Regions from separate parts of the Homo sapiens genome. Here region 1 is linked to region 2. Evidence: chromatin loops called from intact Hi-C (ENCODE). Cell type or tissue: heart right ventricle. All regions are shown on one strand. Links, peaks and the distances in the headings refer to the core of each region. The heading gives the core; the rest is flanking DNA.

Region 1 (5,509 bases), core at 1,996-4,495, 130 kb after region 2:
TCACACCATATACAAAAATTAACTTAACGATAGATTAGAGTTCTAAATGTAGGAGTTAAAGCTATAAAACTCTTAGAGGTGTGGATGGGTGGAGAAGAAGATAAGATAGTTAAGTAGACTGAAGAAGAGCAGGTAGAGAGGTGGAAGAACAAAGCCAAGTTTGTTCTCCTTATAGGAAAACACAGGAAAAATTTTTACAACTTTGGATTAGGCAATGATCTCTTAGACATGAAACCAAAAGCATAAGTCAAAGGAAAAAAACAGATAAGTTAAAAATAGTCAAAATTGAATACTTTTATATTTAAAAGACATTATTAAGAAAGTGAAAAGACCACATAAAGAATGGGAGAAAATATTTATATGTCATATATTTGATGAAGGACTTGTATCAATATAAGTCCTTTTATAAAATAACTTGCAACTTGACAAACAAATTGAAAAAAGGGAAAAAGTTTTGAATAGACAGTTATTCATGGAAGACATACAAATGGCCAATATGTACATAAAATATTTCAACATCATTGTCATTAGAGAAATAAAATTAAAACCACAATGAGAGACTACATCAAACACACTAGGATGGCTATAATGAAAAAAAGACAGACAATAACAAGCATTGGTGAAGATGTGGAGACACTGGAACCCTCATACATTGCTGGTGTGAATGCAAATTCATGCAACTCCTTTAGAAAACAGTTTGGCAATGCCCCAAAATTAATCATGGAGTTACCATATGACCAAGCAACCTCAATCCTAGGCATGCTCCCAAGAAAAATGTCCACATAAAAATTTATATATGAATGTTTATAGCAATATTATTCACAGTATCCAATAAATGGAAACAACCCAAATATCCAAGTGATGAGCAGATAAACAAAAGTGGTGTATCCATACAATGAAATATTATTTAGCCATAACAAGGAATGAAATGCTGATATATGCTCTGACATGGATGAACCTTAAAAAATTATGCTAAGCAAAATAAGCCAGTCACAAAAGGCCACATATATATTAATCTATTTATATAAAAATCCAGAATAAGCAAATTCATTGAGATAGATTAGTGGTTGCCAGGGGCTATAGGGAGTGATTGCTAACAGTTGCATGATTTCTTTTCAGGTAATGAAACTTTCTGGAATTAGATAGTGGTGGCGATTTCACAATTCTGGGAATATATTAAAACCACTGAATTGTCTACTTTTTTTAAAAGGTGAATTTAAAGGCGGGTGGATTATATCTCAATAAAGCTGTTAAAAAGAGCAACAACAAAAAAGAGAGAGGAGCGGAGAGTTCAGACTGAGGTTTTCTGATTGACAGTGACCGACAGATACAACTGGCTATTAACATATGTGGCAGTGCCAAGGAATGTGTAATTCCAGTGCCTGCTGTTTGTGAGCTGCTGTGCGTGGACATCTTTTACATCCTGTCAAGGGTGATCATAGACTTTCTCCCATCATCAGCATGGTGGCTCAATCTTACACTATCCCCCAGCTCCTTTATCCCATGCAGCACCTTGGAACAACTATTTGCTTAGACCCCCGGGAGTGCCAAAATATCTCTGCTTACCCACACAATCTCCTTCCTCTACTCTGCTTTCAGTTCAACAATTCCTTCCTAGTTAGAAGGACTGAGGTAAGGTGAGAAATATATGAGTGACCGGCTTGAATGTGCTACTTACTGCCTCTAGTGGTTTTCATTCATCTTTGAGATTGTCATTTGGCCTTATAAATGAAAAGGGACTTGAAAAAAACAAAACAAAACAAAACAAAACACTGAACCCACTGGCTAATTGAACTGGAATTGAAACCCCTTGCATTTCATTTACAATTCCTTGTGCTTAAAAGAAGTGAAAATGATTGAGACCATCCTGGCCAACATGGTGAAACCCTGTCTCTAATAAAAATACAAAAATTAGCTGGGCGTGGTGGTGTGCACTTGTAATCCCAGCTACTTGGGAAGCTGAGGCAGGATAATCGCTTGAACCTGGTAGGCGGAGGTTGCAGTGGGCCGAGATCGTGCCACTGTACTCCAGACTGGCAACAGAGCGAGGAGACTCTGTCTCAAAAAAAAAAAAAAAAAAAGAAAAGAAAAAAGTGAAAATGGTTGTAGCAAGGAATTAAAATAGAGGCTCTATGGGCAAAGCATTCACTGTGTTGACTGTAATAACAGTGCCAACTTGTGGAGCACTGACTATGTCCCATGACTTGTTCTAATTGCTTTATGCGTAACCCAATTAATCCACATTGCGTCCTAATGAAGTAGGTAGGATTACTATTTTTGTTTTACAGATGAAGATGATTGACACTAGAATAAGTTGGCTAATTTACCCAACCTCTCACCATAACTTGGTTAGCAACTCTAACCAAGTACAATTCCTAACCATTGTACTTCCCTGTTACACAGACTCTTGAGCACATACCTCACAAACATTTAGTGCTTGTGCATGTATGTTTGCCAGTCATATTACTAATAATAATTAGTACTATTGCAGAAAATATTCATTTTCTTCTTACTGCAATATAACCAAAAATTTAGAATTTTAGTTCAAAAGATATTTATAGTTTTTGTTTTCTTTCTTTCCAAACTTGATGAGCCAGAGATCCAAATCTGATGTCTGTTGCTTCAGACACATAGTTCAGTGTATTCCCCAGTCTCTTTTGCATTAGTTGCGGACTCAATTATAATGAATAGAATCTGGGTTCCACGGCTGGTCTGTAAAAATCTCCCATGTGCTTCTCTATTCTCTTTTCTCTTCCAGTCAGCTGGAATAGCAGCTGTTAGGGTGATCTTAACAGCCATGTATGAAGATGGTATAACTGCTGACAACCTGGATTCTGAAAGACTGTGTAGAGAAGTTGCCTCACTTTTCTGAATGAACAGGTCTATAACAAGCAAGAAATAAAAGTCTGTTGTTTTCAGCTACTGAAATATTGGGGTCTATTTTTTTTTTATTGCAGCATCACATCCTAACTAATATAACAAATTATATTAATTATAATTAGAAAAACTAATTTATTATTCTCAATTGCATATTATCTAATTATTAAGGAATAAGTGAATGAATGAATGAATGTAGCATTTTGGAGTTTAGGTAAGTATTTCTTGAGTTCTTAGTATTTGCTAGAATCTTCCGTGCTGTTGCAAATCCTCACAATCCCTGAAGTAAATAATTGATACAAAGACTCATATAAAACCTATACTTTCCACTACTCCAGGTTATCTCAAATGACAACTTATTTTTCTTCTCTATATGTGAGTAAGTAGAGGAGGAAACACACTGAAGTCAGGTTACTGTGTACCACCTGCCTTTGTTAAAGGATAGGTGGGTTGGTGAATTCCTTTTGGTTCTCATATTCCTGAGCAAAGATTGCAAAGACTTTTGGGTCATTTTCAGGTTATTGCCTTAGGGTTCAGTTATTTTATTTCTTTCTCTGTTAATAGAAAGAATGTCACTTTGCCTTCAGATGTGGCCATGTTTCTTAGAATGTGTTAAATCTAGACTTTTATCCTTAGACAATGATCAAATTTACTTTCTGTTTTTTGACTTTATTTTGGTGTGTGTGTGGCATGTTTGTATGTAAAAGAAAATAGTTTTCTAAATGAAAGTTTTCCCAAGTATCTAAGTCCTATTCGGTATTATATAAACAATTTATTAATGTGAAAAGTGTAATATATTATGTTATTTGTGACATACATATTAACATAGATTTTTTAAATAAAACATTATATTACTTATCTTTTTTAAGAACTGAGGAAATTCATTTCTGTGCTTAGGAAAGCTCTATGTCTTGGAATTGTATGACAGTAATTAATATTAGTCATGATTTATTTGTTTTTTTTTTTTTTAATTTTATTTTAGCTACAGTGTCTTGCTCTGTCACCCAAGCTAGAGTGCAGTGGCACAATTAAAGCTCACTGCAGCCTCCAACTCCTGGGCTCAAGTGATCCTCCCACCTCAGCCTCCCAAATAGCTAGGTCCGTGCCACCATGTATAGCTATTTTTTAAAAAACTAAGTGTAAAGACAGGGTCATGCTATGTTGCTCAGGCTGGTCTCAAACCCCTGATCTCAAGCAATCCTCTGGCCTCAGCTTCCCAAAGCCTTGGGATTACAGAAGTGAGCCACCGTGTCTGACCAATAATTTCTTTTGTAGCAGCTGAAAAATAGCGAAGTGGCTCTTTGAAGAAACATGGTAGAACACGAGTCTGCTCTTAATCGAAACTGAAATGTTGGGACCATGGTGACAAAATCTGGGCTCTGCCCAATTTGGACATAATTTGGAGTTGATTTAAGCTTGTCATATGCAAACAGATTTTTTGTTTTAATTTCAAGTTGACAACTACAGATGCTTTTAGCACTATTTGTGCCATAAAAAGAAAAAACTCATTTTTTTCTTTCTTACCCCAAGTGAACATAGATATTTATTGGAAATTTGGAACTGAGAAACAGTATTCTTCAAGGCATAATCTAAACCCACTTAGCAAAACATGTGAAATCTCTTACAGCATGTAAAAGTTTTCTTTATGTACAAAGCACTGGAGAGTTTTAAACAACACCTGCATTCATGGCCTGGACTGTTATTCTCTTATTTTTGCCTTACTGTGGACTTAAAGTTCTCATCCATAAATCATTTTTATGAAATGAATAAACGACTTCTTTCATTGATGAACTACAAACTGACTGCACTGGTTACATTATAGCTAAGAGTAACATATTGATAGAGTTCTGCAAAAAAGAAATGAATGAGGCTTTTTGCCTGAGAGGAGCGAAAGTCAAATTGGATTTGGAATGATAACAAAGAGCAAAACTCAGGCTCAGTAAAGTTTAAGCCTATTGACATTTTATTAATAGTTATTTTTAAAGGCCACTAATGAATTTTTGTAGGGAATTTTAGACAGTGGCTGTTTATTAGGGAACTTGAAGCACATGGCTTAAATATTTAATAGCGGTCATCAAAGCCAGAGGAAATGACCTGATGAAAATAGAACTAGAGATGCTAATTTCTACCCAATATTTAATATGAAAATAATTTTATGTTATAGTAATTAACACACCACGTTTTTAATGCTTAGTAAACACCACCATATCCATTGTATATAGTGAAAGAAATAGAGACTGGATCTACAGAATAAAGTAAAATGTAGAGTCATGTATGCATTAAAAGCCAAATAATTTAAAGTCCCCGAATACATTTCTATGCAGAAAAATATGGTTAAGAAATTTTTATCATGTAGATATATGACACTGAAGTTAAATAAATAATCAGAATTTATATGTCTTAAAGAACCTAATCATTTTCAAAAGGGATCAATTATTTGGTCAAATTGTATGTTTGATGCCATGCCAAACATCTGGATTAATGGTTGAAAATTTAAATGAGGTACTTATACTGAACCGTTTTTCTGACACATCTGGCAGAATGTATATTGATGCTAATGTCTTATATCATTTTCTTATTTTAAATTAAACCATGCCTTCAATGTGAAATAGATTCAAGGTAATTTTCAAAC
Region 2 (5,509 bases), core at 1,122-3,621:
AGTATCTCATGACCCTTCATGGAGTGGTAAATGAGAGCACAGTGTGCCTGATGGGACATGAAAGAAGACAGACTTTAAACCTTATCACCATGCTGGCTATCCGGGTGTTAGCTGACCAAAATGTCATTCCTAATGTGGCTAATGTCACTTGCTATTACCAGCCAGCCCCCTATGTAGCAGATGCCAACTTTAGCAATTACTACATTGCACAGGTTCAGCCAGTATTCACGTGCCAGCAACAGACCTACTCCACTTGGCTACCCTGCAATTAAGAATCATTTAAAAATGTCCTGTGGGGAAGCCATTTCAGACAAGACAGGAGAGAAAAAAAAAAAAAAGAAAAAAAAAAGAGTGATCCAGCCCTTATTAGGGATGTGTTTTGTGCAATGATGATATGCTCCTGGTTTTAAGTTTGGCAAAGCTTATGTATCTTTTAATAGATGTGGGAGCATGATCTCGAAAGGATCCTTTTCCCTTCTCTTATTCTCCTACCCAATTGGATTCTATCCTGCAAAAAAAGAGAGACCTGTCATTAGAAGCAACCAGGTTCTCCTGATACAAGAGAAGAAATGTGTGATGACAATATGGGTTTGCTGTATCTGCTCCCATAGCTTTGCCATAGGAAAAAAAAAAGTGGAAAGTTTCTTTTAAGATGGAATTCATAAAAGGGAAAATACGGAGGAAAAAAGGTCTCACTCCAACTTGTGAATCAGTTTAGGAGTTCAGATATTAATAGTAACAATACAGGAAAAAGGGGAACTCCAACGTTGGGATTACTGTCTGAGGCTTGTAGCAAGTGCTTTCTGTGGAATGATCTTGTTTTGCTAACAAACGGCTTGCTCCAAATGAACAGTAGTAGGTTGGTGCAGTTCTCGTAACAATCAGCAGAACTTATGATGACACAATCCATTAATTCCAGCTGCGTGCATAGATCACATTTTTAAAATGTAAAAATGCAAGCAAAAACAGCTGTAACAAAGAAAGTGTGCTCAAGGACCAAAGATTTAACAGATAAAAATACCCAATTAGAAGAGATATAGTAGACTATATGAAGAGAGATTATATTTGTTACACACCAATATACATCAAAGTGCCTGTTGCCTTCTGAAAATTTGAAGTGGCAAAATTATTTTATGGTTTAATGATTATTTTATTTTATCAGGGACTGCCTCAAGAAGAAAATAACATAAGCTTGTGAATGGTGGAGAAAATGCCCTATTTTTTCTTGCAAATACTTGTATAAAGTTAACATTTGTTGATCTGATATTATCATAGGTACATGTGTATGTGTGTATAAATTATATGTGTGTGTGTATATATACATTTTATATATACATTTTATATGTATATATACACAGTAGATTGACTATGATCTAGAATAATGTCTCAAATAGGAAATGTTTAAATACTGTGTGTTTTTATGTTTTCAACAGGATAACATGAGACGTGGGCATATTGCAATGATGAATTAAATCCACATCTAAAAAAATTAAATGAAGGAGGGAACCAAGTAATATATTTCATAGGAAGAGCAGAAATTATACTGTTTTAGTGGGATTTTTTTTTCTTTTTTTTTTTTTCTTTGGTGAGCCATAAAATTCCACAAATGGGAGAATATTTGTTTGGCAGAGCACTCTTTTTTATATTGAACTGCCATTTTGACAGTTGGAACCCATTTATTAAAAAAAAAATTGCATTCCTCTATGATGTTTAATCTAGTGGATCATGGATCAGTAATAGGCTACTTAAATCCCTGACTGCTAAAAAGGATTTCCGGTGATCTAAACACTACTTGCTAATGTTTAAATGAATTTTAATGAATGCATTCTGCATTTCTGGACCACTAGAATTTAGTAATGTGAAATGACCCTTTTTACAGAATATTTGCACAATTGCTTAAAATTTATATATGAGATATATATTATATATAACATTTTATAAATCATGTCAATATGAAACATCTTTGATCTGGTTGTCACACTGCATTTAAATATTTAGTACTGTACTTTAAATCGCTTTCCATTAAATCAAATCCAACTTTATTTTCTTTCTTACAAAAATACCAGTTATACCTTTGTGAAATGAACTGGCATTACTATTTCAGTTCAATAACAGCTAATCCTAAAACCACCCTTTCTCCTAGCCAGTAGTTCCTCTAGATACTGGTCTCTGAAAATGCATTTGTTAAAAACAAAACAAAACTAACACATAAGAACCTTCCCTTTGTGTTGTGAAACAACCACATAATCTCCACAACCTTAGTGGATGACTGCTTGCTATGATAATTCCTCGAAGACCCAATTAGAAGATTTTCATCATCAGTTAAAGAGAGACCACGGGAGAAAAAAATATCCTCCTGTTGGCAGTATAATTTGTTTGTTTGTTTATCTAGGGATCCTCAGATGCTTAGTGCTAGGTTAATCCAGGTTAATCCGTCTGGACTACCTTTTGTGCATCTTTCTTTGAAGCCTTAATGGGAACCTGATGGGTTTGCTGTAGCAGCTTCCTTGTGAATTCTGTCAGAGCTGCAACAGCCGCTGCACTGCCACTCAGTTTTCTAAGGAACTCCTCCTACTACCATCTTGGCTCAGTCTCCCTCACTTAAGCCCTGGGTTTGAAAAATTAATTGCAACTTCCCAGGAAACATTGTTCAGTTTGCAGATTAAGCCTGGCACTCACCTATCAGAAACCAGAGCTCCGCCTGCTTAGTTGTTTCAAAGTTTTCTGAAAGAAAACTAGGGGAGCACTTGTGAACACAGGAGCAGCTGGTGATCTGCTTTCTTACCCTAACTCTTGACAAATGAGTCGTCTACTATTTTAAAGAGTCTGGAGGTCTCTGACTCTGCCATAACAATAACCTGCTGTTAATTTATAACACAGATTTTTGTTTGGAAGAGCCTTATTTGAAATACACTTTGATTTATTTTCTTAAATATTTATATTCTTTTCTTGCTTACTTCAGGGTTGGTAGCTTAGTTGGAAGTGCCAGCACCTGGCACCTATTCATATAGAACAGGCTGTACTCAAGACAACTTCTAGCATTTACTTTAAGACTTATATAATTTATTTCTATTTTGTGTGTACTATAGTCTTGTGCATATGTAGTTGAACACACAGTGAAATATATGTCTCTCTTTGTGGATGTGCGGCCTAAAAATTTGAATGTCTGGTGAGAGAGAGCCATGTGTATAGGTCAGAGAAAAGAACAGCTCCCGACTCCCTATTAGCGCCTGTGATTTGTTTCCTTTTGTGTTTATCTGGCCTAGTGTGCTGTTTCTTTAAACCAGGAAGAAGTTTTGTCTTTTGGAGGCTCTTCTCACCTGTCCAGCCTGGCATGTCAGAGAACACATAGCCTGTGACAATGCCGTTTTTAAAGGTTTACTTAATTTGCAGTAAATCCAGCTGCCTCAAGAACTCCTACACCAAGATGGACATTTCCTTTCCAGAAATGGGATCAAGTATCTGCTCACTTTGGTATTGGATGGACTAATAATGTAGCTCCAAAAATGCAAGGATGGAAGAATATGTGTAATCCAAACCAAGGAAGGAAATGAAAAGTGAACGTACTGTTTTTACCACCCCTTTCTGTTTGCTTATTGTTGGTTGCTTCACTGTGCATAAAGTTGTTTTCAATGCAACGCTTGTTAAATAAATATTGTGAACTATTTTGTAAATGAAATGTATTATGTTGAAAGCTGTCAGTTCAAAAATAAGCTTTTTTGTTGTTGTTGAAGATGAAGTGTGTTAGGTGAAACCAAAAAGCCAAAAAAAGTAATTTCATATATAGCATCTATTTGAATATAATCTTTCTTTAAAATTTCTTTTAGCATAGCATTTTCAGTGCTAAGAAAGAATCTCTATGTTATATTTTGTTAAAATAATGGCTTTCTAACAAAGCAAATGGTAAAGTACAAAGTTGGAAGATGTCAAGTTAACGAGACTTGCTGCAAAGCCTTGCAGAACGGAGGAGGCTCTGCCTGCTGGCTGTCTCTCCCTCCAACCTCTCTACAATCATGCCTGCTTTGAGGTGTTCTGTTGCAGCAAGCTGCACCTTGGGTCACTCTTTTGGAATATTTTGACTATAGGCTGCGTCACAGGCAGAAAAGGAGTTGATGGAAAATGGACTAAAAAACTGACATGTTTGAATCAGTGCTAGAGGGAACAGATTGTGAATTTTGTTTACAGCATCCAATATTTGGATTTTTTTGTAAATAAAAAAGTTATTTTTTTCTATTGATTTGTGTTTGCTGTCTACAATGTCTGTATTGACTAAAGACCATGTCCTTTGAATCCCAACCCACGTCCTTTAGAAAAGGCAGAGCGGTACATAGAGAAGAGTAGCCTTCAGCCACTTTCTGATTGAAGCACAATAAATGAAAACATCCAGCTGTCAGTCAGCCCATCTCTGACTGGCTCAGTTAGCTCCAAAAGCATCTAGCTAATAGATGCCAACAATTTTTTTGTCTGGGTATCAATTTAGCAGTGTTAAGTGACCAGAAGTCAGAACTGTTTTCCGATATCAGTAGAGACTCATGGCTCTAGTAGGCTGTAGGGCTCTAGTAGCTCTGCGTGAGCCTTGGTCTTCCTGAGTAGCCTTAGGGCTGTGATTTCATCAGTGGTTATATAGATTCTGTTCGAGGCTCTATAGTGTTATTCAGAGTTTTTACGTTGGGGTGAGAGGAATTGGTGGCCAGGAATTGAAAGAGGAAGTATAGAGAAGGAAGAGCAATCAAAAGATCTAGTATGTTCTGTGTGTGTGTGTGTGTGTGTGTGTGTGTGTGTGTGTGTTGGGTGCAAGGAAATCACCCTTTTGTCTAGCATTTAATGTAACCTCACCTATTCAAATTGCTAGGGGGCATACATTTATGTATTAATTAAAATTTTTCTTAGTGTAATTTTGGAGATGGTCTCAATGCTAGTAGTATGAGAATTTGGTAAGCCCAGGCTACTATAGGATATACATGTGGTTGTAAAAACCACTTAAAGTCTTGATCTTGAATAGAATGCATGCTTGACACCGAGTCTGTGAAAGAGCAACTCTTGGCATTGAAAACCAGCTTCCTTCCCGTATACAGTGCATCATAAAAATACAAGGTGGTTATTTGGTTTGATAATGGTATTTGTGTGTCATTTTCTTCTTCCTTTGTTGCAGCCTCTTCATTCTACAGCCAGTTCCTCATATGTCTGTGGTCACCACATAATTATTTTTAAACAATGGTTGAATAAGAGCAGTATATATTAAACTTCTCCTAGGCTTAGATATACCCTGCCATTTCTAGTTGAATTACTAGGCTGCCCCTCCTAGCTGAGCCTGGAGAGAAGTAATCCACCCTTCCTTTCCTTAGTAACCTCATTCCCTAAACTTCTAATTCCTTTAGTAAGAAAAAGAAAGAACAAAATATACCAAAAAAGAAAAATAAATTAATATCATAGTTTTTAAATATAAAGTAGAATAAGGTTTGTTAAAATCAAGTAATTCCAAAATTAAACTCTAATTTTCTTTAAAGGA

The links. A loop is a pair of places that touch in the nucleus more often than their neighbours do. Peaks named below come from ENCODE experiments on the same cell type or tissue, not always from the same donor. Only the 100,000 strongest peaks of a DNase experiment are listed, where the experiment ranks them.
Region 1: it touches region 2 in a loop (3-fold over the local background); 6 of 110 quality-filtered maps call a loop at or near these places.

What each region holds. Positions count from the first base shown.
Region 1 is chr6:81,615,033-81,620,541 of GRCh38, reverse strand. No RefSeq gene overlaps it. Among named protein-coding and RNA genes, the nearest start is that of TENT5A, 130 kb to the left of the region's middle. In heart right ventricle, for the core only: no CTCF peak of the experiment used is centred there; no DNase peak of the experiment used is centred there.
Region 2 is chr6:81,744,458-81,749,966 of GRCh38, reverse strand. It overlaps TENT5A (terminal nucleotidyltransferase 5A), which reads left to right. Exons shown (of 3, transcript NM_017633.3): 3 at 1-4,237. The coding sequence ends at 272. Among named protein-coding and RNA genes, the nearest start is that of TENT5A, 5.5 kb to the left of the region's middle. In heart right ventricle, for the core only: no CTCF peak of the experiment used is centred there; no DNase peak of the experiment used is centred there; H3K4me3 peaks cover 2,426 bases; H3K27ac peaks cover 1,646 bases.